3 separate regions of the Homo sapiens genome follow, and regions 1 and 3 are each linked to region 2. A link is a contact called in ENCODE Hi-C or POLR2A ChIA-PET data. All regions are on one chromosome and are shown on one strand. Each heading gives the region's core, a stretch centred on a gene start or an enhancer-like site at or near the end of the contact. The rest is flanking DNA. Distances are from core to core; before and after follow the strand shown. Region 1 has its middle 200 kb from the start of MOCS1. Region 2 overlaps KIF6 (kinesin family member 6). Region 3 overlaps DNAH8 (dynein axonemal heavy chain 8).

Evidence for each region. Hi-C counts contacts between places; a loop is a spot of excess contacts on that map. ChIA-PET counts read pairs that join two places held with the same protein, here RNA polymerase II (POLR2A). Pooled maps may share reads with other maps.
Region 1: a loop to region 2 is called in a pooled map, with 4 times the contacts of the local background. The contact joins two enhancer-like sites. A Hi-C loop is called at or near these places in 2 of 37 single-sample maps with no recorded cell type and 4 of 50 pooled maps.
Region 3: a loop to region 2 is called in a map with no recorded cell type, with 5 times the contacts of the local background. The contact joins two enhancer-like sites. A Hi-C loop is called at or near these places in 1 of 37 single-sample maps with no recorded cell type and 2 of 50 pooled maps. POLR2A ChIA-PET finds 5 or more read pairs at or near these places in 1 of 52 experiments (common myeloid progenitor, CD34-positive).

The regions. Positions count from the first base shown.
Region 1 is chr6:40,136,739-40,140,698 of GRCh38, reverse strand. No RefSeq gene overlaps it. Among named protein-coding and RNA genes, the nearest start is that of MOCS1, 200 kb to the right of the region's middle. Within about 2 kb of position 2,143, at least 2 of the 41 ENCODE cell types and tissues checked have a DNase peak (open chromatin) inside an H3K27ac peak, as active enhancers do.
Region 2 is chr6:39,529,001-39,533,123 of GRCh38, reverse strand. All of the region lies in intron 13 of KIF6 (kinesin family member 6), which reads left to right. Among named protein-coding and RNA genes, the nearest start is that of KIF6, 190 kb to the left of the region's middle. RefSeq lists a silencer at 1-29 and enhancers at 2,338-2,417, 2,438-2,497, 2,608-2,747. Within about 2 kb of position 2,788, at least 3 of the 41 ENCODE cell types and tissues checked have a DNase peak (open chromatin) inside an H3K27ac peak, as active enhancers do.
Region 3 is chr6:38,769,654-38,774,138 of GRCh38, reverse strand. DNAH8 (dynein axonemal heavy chain 8) reads right to left here. Exons shown (of 93, transcript NM_001206927.2): 12 at 3,580-3,726. Among named protein-coding and RNA genes, the nearest start is that of DNAH8, 57 kb to the right of the region's middle. Within about 2 kb of position 2,863, at least 2 of the 41 ENCODE cell types and tissues checked have a DNase peak (open chromatin) inside an H3K27ac peak, as active enhancers do.

The sequences.
Region 1 (3,960 bases), core at 894-3,393, 610 kb before region 2:
TGTATTTAAAAACCTATGCTTTAATCTGTTTCTAGAATATACTTTGGTTTCTAGTCTTGGATCTTTAAGCCTGAATTGAAGGGTGAGGGGTAAAGGAAGTCACTTCATGAGCTTGCCATAAAAACAGGTGACCAAGTGTCCCAGTCATCCTGGGAACAGGGTACTTTCACTAAGAGTCTCAAACTGGGACAACTTTACATAAACAGCAGCTATAGATAAGGCATTTCTTGTGAAAGCAGAATATCACTTGCTTGACTGTCTGACTGTAGCTGTACAGATGAGCAATTGGCATTCAAACTCATGGTACAAATGAACAAATGTTGGCACTGTCAGCTAAGATTCTCCCTTGGCATCTGTCACTAAACAGTAGATGCTTTGGACTGACTCCTGATATCGGGGTCTTGTTGAGCTTCTCCAGATACTGACTCATACCTGGGCTGGTGTTTGGTTTCCAGTGGACTGGGGGGAGTTTAACAAGTTGCTCACATGTTGGTGGGTGGGATAGTGTCCAGATGCCTCTACAGGTAGCCATGATCTGGGCTGAGCTTCACAGACCTAAGGCAAGACAAGTAGTTGCTTAGTAAGTGGAACTAAAAAGTAAAAAGTCAACAGAACAAAATAAAAGCCCATAAGCTTAGGGAAAATCTCTGGAAAGGCCAGAAATAACTTGGTGACAGAAATAAGGGTTTAAAAAAGGCAAAAAGCATAAAGGAGTAACTGTAACTGAACCTATTGCAACAGGTCTAAAGTTCCATGGGTCAGCAGGCTTATAGTGGGCTTGTCTTAGCCGGATTTAGGGATGAGATTGAGGTGATATGAATGGGAATCTCAGTTATGCCATTAAATGGGAATGTCACACGGAAATGTAAGTTTCCCAGGCATTTTGGGCTCAAGCTCTGCATATAAGCAACTCTCCCGACAAAGACAACAAAATGGCAATGGGATATGACAGGATATGGGCTGGCACTGACAGCTTTTGCTGCAGCCTTCAAAGTAGGTAGTAGTCACAAACCTTTCCTTGTCTGAATACTCCAGGCCATTCCTATCACTGAGAACACTACAACATGCAGTCAGTTTGAGCCTGTGTAGGCATATGAGATAAGGTAAATTGAGAGGCTTGTACTTACAGTTGAGGCCAGCCATGAGTCTTCCAAAGAATGGGAAATGATCATTAAGGTATGTCATCTAGCTTTCAGGGATGGGTGTTTGACCCTGGTTGCAAACATATAAAGCCAGCTCACTATTGTTTTTGCCCACATGAGCACTTCAAAACGTCGTAGTTACTGTCAAACTAGATTCTAAGTAGAACTCCAATTTTGGGAGCTACGGTAATCAAGGCTGGTTTGTATTGGCCAAAAGCTGGAATGTACTACACTCAAGGGATGGTCTACTCTGGCAGAATTATGCTTGGCATTATATGGGTTGGAGTAATGGATTTTCATACTCGTTTCACTTTCATCTTAGATGAGTGGTAACAAGCTCTTATCACTTTAAACAGACCCAAAAGCATTAGTCTTAACTATCACCTAAGCTGTTTCTTACACCTTTATACCCAAAAGAGAATGAATATGTTCAATTCATACATCCTGAACTAGTTGTTTCCGTCTTAAATTCCAGCTACTATGGAAATAGGTCGCATTCGGAGGGGGCATGGGTAGGATGAACTTAAAGCAGAAGTCATCTTCTAATCTTCCAGAAAATTATTTGGAGTTGATCTAGAAGTATTCCAAGGTTCTCTCCCTGAATTCTGTGCTTTACTGTCTGCATATCCTAATGTAATCCCCATTGTGCAGGGAGAACCTGGCCTCGGGAGCCTGTAAACCCTATGGAGAGTTCTCACTACTACTAGGATAACGTTCATTCCCCTGCTCCTGTAGCAGGACGAGTCGCAGACAAAAACCCCTCAGACACCAGATTAAAGAGGAGGCTTTATTCAGCTGGGAGCTTCGGCAGACTTGCGTCTCAAGAACCAACCTCCCCGAAGAAATAGTTCCTGGCCCTTTTAAGGGCTTACAACTCTAAGGGGTCCACATGACAGGGTTGTGATAGATTGAGCAAGTATGAGGTATGTGACTAGGTGTGGGGGTGGTGAGCAAGGCAAGTATTTCTCCATACTGTTGTCTGATCTATAGATAGCACAAGCAGGTTAGGGTGGGGGTTAATCTTTAACCTACAGGCCTGGCCAGTGGCACCGATCACTCTTGTTATTTTTCAGTTTTTACTTCCTCTTCTTTGGAGACAGGGGACAGTAGGAGAAATGGCCTCTCTCCTCACTCCTATGGGGAACTGAAATGGCCTCTCCTCACTCCTATGGGGAACTGTCAAATTCCCTGTAAGACCACTCAAATGGGGAATCAGAGGCAATGACTATCGTGTGAATGTTTTTAGTCCAGTGTTTGGTCGGCTTTGGAAGTAGTAGGGGCTTCCATTCTGTTACTAAGAAGTCAGGCGATGTCAAGGTGACTTGAAACCCAAAAGAATATCCATGCTGTATCAATCCTGGCAGAGCCATGCTGTAAGCAGGGATAGCCTCACCAAAGCTGGTCAGGTGCTGGTGGGGCGGAGGGTGTTCTAGGTGAAGAAATTTCAGTCCTAAGCAAGGCTGATATCTAAGGGCAAAATCAGCATTGGCTAATGAGATTCAGAATGAAATGATTTTAGGTCTTGTGCTGGCAGAAGCAAAGATCAAAAACTTGAAAAGAAAAATCCCATCCAACTTTATTTCAATGGCCACACTTGCAAAAAGATGGACAGAGGCTCATAATCAAAAGCCATATCAATAGTGTGGAGACAAGAATGCATCTTTGTAAGGTGTGAATTTGTGTATCCACTACATTGAGACTAGTGAATCATTCTTTTCAAGCCTCTTAGAGCTTTTATTTTGAGTCTAAGTTTCTAGGAATTCTCACTTTATACCCTAAACATAGTCTATAATCCACTAAGATACACTTCTAAAAATGATACCATTCTTTGCCACAGCGCTTTTGGTCTTATTTCACTTTGCTCAATTTTTTTTAACCCCTCTTAGTACTTACCAGGTATGTTTTGGCTAATCCTGTTATTTCCAGCCTTTCTGTCACTATTAGTCATGTTTCTTTAAAAAATTAAGTAAAATCCAGTTGAAGCCTGTGACTAGAAAATGTCTCTTTATTCTGGTACCTGGGTGATTTGACTTGCATGTCTGTCTTTTTTTTTTTTTTTTTTTTTGAGACGGAGTCTTGCTCTGTTGCCCAGGCTGGAGTGCAGTGGCGCGATCTCGGCTCACTCCAAGCTCTGCATCTCGGGTTCATGCCATTCTCCTGCCTCAGCCTCCCAAAGTGCTGGGATTACAGGCGTGAGCCACCGCACCCAGCCGCATGTCTTACATTATTACATTCCTTTCTCATGCCATCTGGTATGCTTGTACCTCTTATGTGCCACTTCAAATCCCCTCTTCCTCACTACCTCTTCCCATTTGCAGCTGCTGGTGTAACCCAACAGCACTTCAACTCAGTTTTATACCAGCTACCTCCCAGTTCCTGTCCCAGGATTTTCCTCCAATTTGGAGACATGGAATGTTCTTGGGAATCCACTGGGCTTTCATTTCCCCCTGGAAGTATGGGGGGGTGTTAGCACCTAGGGACAAACCTTGATGGATAGGAGCTGGGAACCAATGGATAATGCATCCCTCTATCTTTCCAGTCTCTCTGAGATGTTTCCTAAGGCTATAGCTTCTTGGGTGACTCTAGAGTTGCTAGTAGTGGTGGCCAACTCCATAATGCAGACTTATACTGGCCTTCCCTCTGTCCTAATTCATTTTCCTTAGGATTATGTCCTCAGACTAGAACACAAAGCTTTTGCTGGTTTCCCTGAAAGAGTGAGATGCAGTGGCTAGATCAGCTATCTAGTCTCCTCTCCCTGTTACTTTGAAGCTTTCATTTTCTCCCTTCCTTTGGTTAGGGTTACCTTCCCACTTCTTAT
Region 2 (4,123 bases), core at 1,539-4,038:
AGTACCTTAGACAGAAATGCAGAAATCACCCGTCTTCTGCGTCGCTCACGCTGGGAGCTTTAGACCAGAGCTATTCCTATTCAGCCATCTTGGCTGCCCTCCCTCCTGTTTCCAGCTTTTGAAAGGTGTGTCAGTCCTGCTACTACAGACTGTGCTGGGAGCCCAAGTTCATTCGCGTGTGTTTCTGTTAGGCCAGCAGAGCATGATGTGCACTCAGGTGACTGATGCCTTTCCCTTAAACACATTGAGGAACCAGATCTATGGAATGTCCTAGAACAAATGGGTAAAGCCCTTCCCTTTTTGGCAACCTAAGATGAAATGTTTTGTATAAACATGTGTTGGAATGGACTACCTGACATGCATGGTTTTCTGAAGGATTCAGCCTGGAAATAATTAAGCAGTATGGTGCTCATTAAGAAGCATATATTTTAGTTAAGACAAGATTGAGAAGCATGGAAATACATTTTGTGACATTACAATTCTTTATCTCTTAATTCCATTTCTCCTTGCTTTGAATATTTTTTCAGCAACATGGTAGAATGAACTCAAAATCCCAGGAAACCAAACTTGCTGTTTTTACCACTTATTGTGATGGCAGTAGACAATGAAGATCAATAATTCCTCCCTGTGATAGTTTTCTATACATCTTTGCTGGTTGGGAAAAGGGGGCCATCTGGATTGCTGAATTCATTAATTTATTCATTCATTTATTCATTCCTCTTTCATTCAACAAATAATTTATAGAGCACATCCTTTGTTCTAGGCATAGTGCTAATTAGTATTACTATGGCCACAGCTTACACAGTCCTTATATACATCAGGTACTATTCTAGTTCTCTGCCTGGATTAACTCATTTAATCTTTATCCTATAAGTTCTTGTTTTATTCCATATTACAGAATAAAATATACATGGACAAATACAGCCTCTGACCTCAGAGTATGTACAGATTGACAGGGAAGACAGCCACTGAACAATCGATTACAGAAGTACACGTCTGTATTACTGAGAAAGCACATACCAGGAAGCCAACCTCCGGTTAAGACCAGGAAAATCCCAAAAGCGGGGGTGAAGGTAGAAATGTGGCTAGAAGGAATATTACAAGCAGAGAGAATCAATGGCATGAATAGCTTTCCAGGCCTTTGTGGTGGAAGGAGCATTTTAGGAAGTACAAAAGCCAGGTGTGGTTAGGATCTGGGGAGTGAAAGGCTGGGACGACAGGTTGATTGACATGGGAAGAAGGGATTGACAGAGGACACTAAGACTGCATGACAAGTTAGGAGGCCATAGCAGAAGTCCAGGCCAAAGGACAGGGATGATGAGAGAGAGGCAGGGGCATCAGAAGCATTTATGAGGTCGAGTGGACAGGGATCTGGGGCAGATTGGATGCTGGGGGTAAGGGTGAGGATTGGCCCCCTGGTGTCTGGGTGGCTGGTGAGGCTTTTCATGGAGACAAGAACCGTGAGTGCCTTCCCTGGCCCCACAATTTCCCCAATTGACATTGTTGGCTATAGAGAGCATGGGATTGGCATCTCTGCTGAAATAAAATCGGTACTCATGTTAGAACCTCATGGCTTATGATAGAGGAGGAGCTCTGTTTACTGGCCTTTTCCAAAGGCACACACTATTGTACCCATGCAGAAATGGCCTCAGATATCACTGCCCAGCCCCTTGTTGTGTGCCAGGCCTTTTCTATTTCTATGTCTTCTTGCCCACACCATCTCCCTTCTCATAATTCTTCTTCCCCACAGCATCTTATAATCACTCTCCTTCCTTATAATTATAGTCAAGAGTTTCAGTAACTCTTTTCCTCCCTTGATATTGCTATTGAGACAGACTAGAGTTTTGTTTGGAGAATGAATAAAGTTTACTTGAATAGAAAATCATTGAAAAAAGAATGGAAATTTTTTGTAAGGTCCAAATACAAATGAGGTTAAAGTTTTGAAGAAGAGACTTCTATCTGAAAGGGTTTTTGAGTTGTTTTCACTGTTATTGGATATAGTTCTACCAATAACTTTAAGCAGAGGTAGGCTCACAAATGGAATGATAATGATCTCACCATTTGGGGGAGGGATTGATTGGGGATTGATGTGTTTTTTTTTGGCAAAACTACAAATAGGATGAAAATTGTTGTGGATGAATCAAGGCGGCAAAGCAACAGGTAATGGGATAGTTCATTACAATATTTAAGATTCTAGGAGCTGATCAGGCTTTTATTATTCCATTATTTTATATACAAGAGGCTTGTATAAACTAAACCAAATACAAAAAAATTAATAAGTATGTTGTTTTGAAAGAATTTCTGCCTTATGTCAGTGTTAACAGTTTCTATTAACTGTCCCTAGGGCTGCTTCTAATGCAGAAAGTAAGTAAATCTGACCATCTCTGAAACTGCTGTGAAACTGTCTCCCCTTTGACAACCCTCTCTCATTTCCCATTCACCTCCACTTTACCAATTTATGCTGAAAATAACTCCCTTCAGATTAGAAAATGAAACCGAATTCATGGTTCCCTAGAGAGCCCTGCAGAGTCATTGCGCAAGCAGCCTGACATGGCCAAGGAAGGTTAGGGGCTTTGGGGCTTTTTGTTGTTGTTTTGGAGTTTAAATGTCTGTTTTGGTTTCATTGAAATAATGAGAGAGATTGTTCCGCTCCGTAGTTTGGAAAGAGTTGTATTGTTCACTTTAAAATAGGAGGCATTTTAAGGTTGGAGTTTTTTAAAAATTTCTTTCTGTTTTAGTTTTCTGACTGCCTATTCTAAATAGTCACCTGGAACCAGTCAGTGTTCTGAGAGCCCTGATGACTCACCACCTCCTTTAACTCTTTGAGATACCAACAGAACCCACTCATCACAGATGATGCCATTGGCATTTTAAAAGGTGAAATGAAAGCCAAAGCTGTAGCCTGGAGGCTCCAGACCCTTATCTCCTCCTCAATGAGAATTTGTTGAGTCCCTGCTGTGTATATAGAAAGGCCCAGGGTACCAGGGTACATGCTGTAGGCAATGCCAAGGTGAACGGAGAATGGGTCTCTGGTTTGGGGAGCTTACATTTAAACAGTGGAGGCTGGCTTTGTACCCAAAGAGCAGAGACTGAAATAACAAGTGCTCTAAGCAGGAATTGGAAGAAATACTCTGTGAATTCAAAGGAGAAGGAGAGGATTTAATAAGTAGGTTGAGAAAAGCATTACAGAGCAGGTGACATGAAAGTTAAATCTCAAAGGATGGGCAGAATTTGGACATTCAAAGATGGAAGAAAGAACATCTCAGTCTTAAAGAATAATGTGAACATTTATATGTCTTCTTAAGAGGAATGTCTATCAGGTCACCCTTTTTTTTTTGAGACGGAGTCTCGCTCTGTCGCCCAGGCTGGAGTGCAGTGGCATGATCTTGGCTCACTGCAAGCTCCGCCTCCTGGGTTCATGCCATTCTCCTGCCTCACCCTCCCAAGTAGCTGGGACTACAGGCGCCCACCACCACGCCTGGCTAATTTTTTGTATTTTTTAGTAGAGACGGGGTTTCACTGTGTTAACCAGAATAGTCTCAATCTCTTGACCTTGTGATCTGCCCACCTTGGCCTCCTAAAGTGCTGGGATTACAGGCATGAGCCACTGCGCCTGGCCAGGTCACCCATTTTTAAATTGAATTATTGGTTTTCTTTCTGTAGAGTTATTGGATTTTCTTATAAATATCTTATCTATTTCAGATATGAATCCCTGATCAGCTGTATGGCTTACAATATTTTCTCCCAATTCATAGGTTGCCTCTGCTCTCTGTTGTTTACATTGTTCTGCAGAAGCTTTTTATTTTTATGTAACCCCATTTGTCTAATTTTGCCTTTGTTGCCTACACTTTCTGGGTCAAATCTAAAAAATTATTGCCCAGATCAGTGTCATGTAGTTTTTTCCCCCATCTTTTCTTCTAGTAATTTTTCAGTTTCAGATAAGTTTAACTCTTTAGTCCATTTTGAGTTGATTTCTGAATATGGTGTGAGATAAGCATCCGGTTTTGTTCTTCTGCATATAAATAGTTGTCCCAACACCACTTATTGAAGAGTCTCTTTTTCTCCTTGTGTATTCTTGGCATCTTTGTCAAAAATCAGTTGAGTCTACATGTGTGGTTCATTT
Region 3 (4,485 bases), core at 1,614-4,113, 760 kb after region 2:
CAGGAAGAGGAAGAAGCAAAGACTGTTGCACACATTTCGTTCTTGCTATTTAGGATTCAGTGCACCATCAAGTCTATACCTGCCATAAAAAGATGTGTTTCAGGCATCCTAACACTGACACACTAGAGCCTTCTTCACTTACTCCTCGAAGGGCCCCAACATATCTGTCTAACTCTGAAATCTCAGCTCTCCAACCCCAACATCAGTCTTGTCTGCCCTTCGACTTTGCCACTTGGTCATTCCAACTTCGAATCTCGGCCTTCCCTAATAGGCTCTTAGTGCACACTTGTGGCTCTCCTCTTCATCTATGCAAGAGTTCACAAGGGTAGTCAAACAGTTGCCCCTTCCGTACCCCACTCATCAGAGGAAGCCCACCTGGGCAGCTCAGTAACCACCTCTTGTGGATTATGTAAAATCCTGGACATACTTCAGGGTTAAGTTCGCCAGCCCCACCTTTGAGAGTCTGGACACCAATATCCACCAATTATCCAATGGGAAAGATGCCGGTCTGTCGTTCTTAGCACAGAGGAGCTGGGATAACCTAGCAATCAGGATGCATTTCAGGTAAGGCCTCTAGGGGGTGCTACCTTAGCTCTGGTTGCTGAGCACTTGTGGCTTGAAGTTGTATTCTTCAAACTAGAGGCAGGGCTTCTCCAGAGACCAGAGTGGGTGCAGCTGATGCAGCTGGTCATTACAGACCACTTCCTCTAGCATCAGAGGAATTCCTGGGCTGCTATTTCACAGATGGATGACCATTCTACTCAGCATTAGACCCACCCCCAAAGATCTTTACCACTAATAAGGTTTAGTCCTGAAACTACAAATTTCAAAGCGACACCCAGGTGGGCAAGGGTTCTGGCTCCAGGAAAATAGGGGTAGGGGTAACTGAGACCCACCTCCAGGTTTTTGCTCTAGTGGAGTCAGAACATTAAGCATCTTTGTCCTGACCAATGAGACCTATTTATTAATTTGACTTGTGCTAGTAGCCTAACTGAACATTTGCCCCCAAAAAAATCCCTATTGGCTGAGCACAGTGGCTCATGCCTATAATTCCAGCACTTTGGGAGGCTGAGGAAGGAGGACTGCTTGAGGCCAGGAGTTCAAGACCAGCTCATCAACATAGCAAGACCCCATCTCTACAAAAAAAAAAAAAAAAAAAAAAAAAAAGTTTAATTAGCTAGGCATGGTGGTATATGCTTGTAGTCCCAGCTACTCAGAAGGCTGAGGAGTTCAAGGCTGAAGTGAGCTATGATCATGCCACTGCACTCCAGCCTGAGTAACACAAACAGGACCCCATCTCAATTTTTTTAATTTAATAAATAAAAATGTTTAAAAAAATCTATTGTGCATAAAACAGCCCCACACAACACTTCCTTAGATATGACATTAAAAACACAAAGAAAACAAAAGAAAAACATGATAAATTGAACTTCATTAAAATTAAAAACTATCGTACTTCAAAGGACACCATCAAGAAAGTGAAAAGATAACCCAAAAATAAGAGAAAATACGTGTAAATCATATATCTGATAAGGAAGTTATACCCAGCATATATAAAGAACTCCTACAACTCAACAATAAAAAGACAAATAACTCAGTTAAATATATGCAAAGAATCTGAATAGATGTTTTTTAAAAGAAGATATACAAATGGGCAAAAGTACATCAAAATATGCTCCACATCATTAGCCCTCAGGGAAATGCAAATCAAAACTTCAATGAGATACCACTTCATACCCAGTAGAATGGCTAAATTCAAAAGGACAGATAATAACAAATGTTGGCAAGGATATGAAGAAATCATAAACCTCAGCTGGGCGTGGTGGCTCATGCCTGTAATCCCAGCACTTTGGGAGGTCGAGGTGGGTGGATCACAAGGTCAGAGGATCGAGACCATCCTGGTTAACACGGTGAAACCCTGTCTCTACTAAAAATACAAAAAATTAGCCGGGCGTAGTGGCGGGCACCTGTAGTCCCAGCTACTCGGGAGGCTGAGGCAGGAGAATGTCGTGAACCCGGGAGGTGGAGCTTGCAGTGAGCCGAGATCACGCCACTGCACTCTGGCCTGGGCGAAAGAGCAAAACTCCGTCTCAAAAAAAAAAAAAAAAAGAAATCATAAACCTCATACTTTGCTGTTAGAATGCAAAATGATGCAGCTACTTTGGCAAATAGTTGGGGTTATCAACAAAAAGTTAAACATGGATTTGCCATATGACCTAGCAATTCTACTTCTGCACATATACCCAAGAGAAATGACAACATATGCCCACACAAACTCTTGTACACAAATGTTCATAGCAACATTATTCATAATAGCCAAAAAGAGGAAATAATCCCAATGTTCATCAACTGATGAGTAGAAAAATAAACTGATATTATCCGTACAATGGAATATTCTTCAATGATGAATGGAATGAAGTTCTGAAAAATGGTATAATATAGATGAGCTTTGAAAACATTATGCTAAGTGAAAGTAGCCACAAAAGACCACATATTGTATGATTTCATTTATATAAAGTGTCCAGAAGAGGTACATCTATAGAGACAGAAAGTAGATTAGTGGTTGCTTAAAACTGGGGAGAGGAGAGAATGGGGTGTGACTGATAATGGACATAAGGTTTCTTTTAGTGGGAGTGAAAATGTTCTAAAATTAGATTGTGGTAATGATTGCACAACCCTGTTAATACACTAGAAAACATTGACTTGTACAGTTGTAAGTGGGTAAATAGTATATTAATTATGTCTCAATAAAGCTGTTAAAGAAACAAATTTAAAAAACAGCTTCAAAGAAGTATGTATGAAGGATCCCACTCAGCAACTTGGTTCTGTTCATTACTCATACTTTCCTGTCCTGGCTTGATCAGGAAGTTACTAATAAAAATAGGCTTCCAAACATGTCTAGGTCTTCAACCTATGTAATGTTCCGCATTACTTTCCAACAAATGATGAACAAGATTCTAAATACTAGCAGGATCCAGGGAATTAGCGAAGTTGGGGGAAGAATACCTAAATGAGATCTTTACAGACTTTTCAAAGGATGACTCCAAGAAGTCTCTGATATGGGCTGGCCTATATCCCCCAAAAAAATGTCACTCCTTCCCAACCAGTCCTAATAAATTAATCAAACCTATGTCTGTCCAGAAAAGATATCACCCGCACAATGTTTTTGTATACACCATATACACTGGCTCAGAAAGAGGACATGCTTATACATCCGGAGATTCCACAACTACTGACTTCTATCAGGCATTGCAGGTATTTCATCTCATACTTTTTCTCAGCCTAATATAACAGTTAAAAGCAGAGCCTTTTAAGTTGAAGTTTCATAGGTAGAGGTAAACTGAGGTCTTGAGAGATGTGAAAGTTGACCATAGCGTTTGTGTTACTGGCAGAAGGCAGTAACCAGGAATGAAAAAATAAGTTATAATAAAATGCAGTGACCTATAAGTAATATTAGACAAGTCATAACAATAGTGGACAAGAGATCAGGAACAATAATTCTCAATGGCACTACATAAAGTACAAAATCACCAAAAAGGTGTGGTGTGGAGTGGGGTACGATGACTGCATAATGCTTACCTTCTCCAGTCTTTTGCAAAAAGCTTCAAATTTTCCAAATATATACATTTCTGAAACCTCAAAAGATTTTTCCCCTGAGGATTCTGAAATCAGTTTCCTTGTTTTATGAAAAGATGCCTGATATTCCTTGAATAGAAAAATGCAGTCCTATGAGAAAAGTAAAAGAAATAGGGAAAAGAAAGTGAGACATTTGTTCAGGAATCGAAAATTCAAAAACTCTACCCTCACACAGAACTGATCAAACTGTGAAAATCTGTATAGTTTTTTTTTATTTATACCATATTTTCATCCTCATTTCAACCTCACTTTTATTCATCCTCATTGTTTTCCTTTAACTCTTATCCTACATCAAAGCATACCATATACTATTTGTTTTTACATTTTCATGACAATTAGAACTCCCAAGAGGTCCAGAAATTATCTATCAAGACATCTCTATTCAGTTCGCATCCATCTTAGAATCAGCATTCTTTATGCGCAGGTATATAAAATATGAAGTTTCTGTCATACGAAGCTATCATCTGACAATCATTTTTCCAAAAGAGGGTCATAAAGTCTTTGATGAGTACATTGCTGAAATCCTAATATTTGACTACAGATATACTGGTCTGGTTTGTGAACATAATAGAAATAAAAAAGAGAATAAGATTGCTGGGTAGAGTAGGAATTAACTATTATGTCAAGCTAACATTTCCTAAACACCAAATCTTTTTTGTTAATGTTAAACTTTTTTGAAACCATCAATACCCAGTCAAATCTTTATCATAACACCATTTCTCAGATTCTGACTCTTCTGCCTCCTCTTGCCCACATAAGAACCCTTAAACATTGGGCCCACTTGGGTAATCCCCATATCAGCTGATCAGCACTTTAATTCCATCTGCAACCTTAATCACCCCTTGCCAT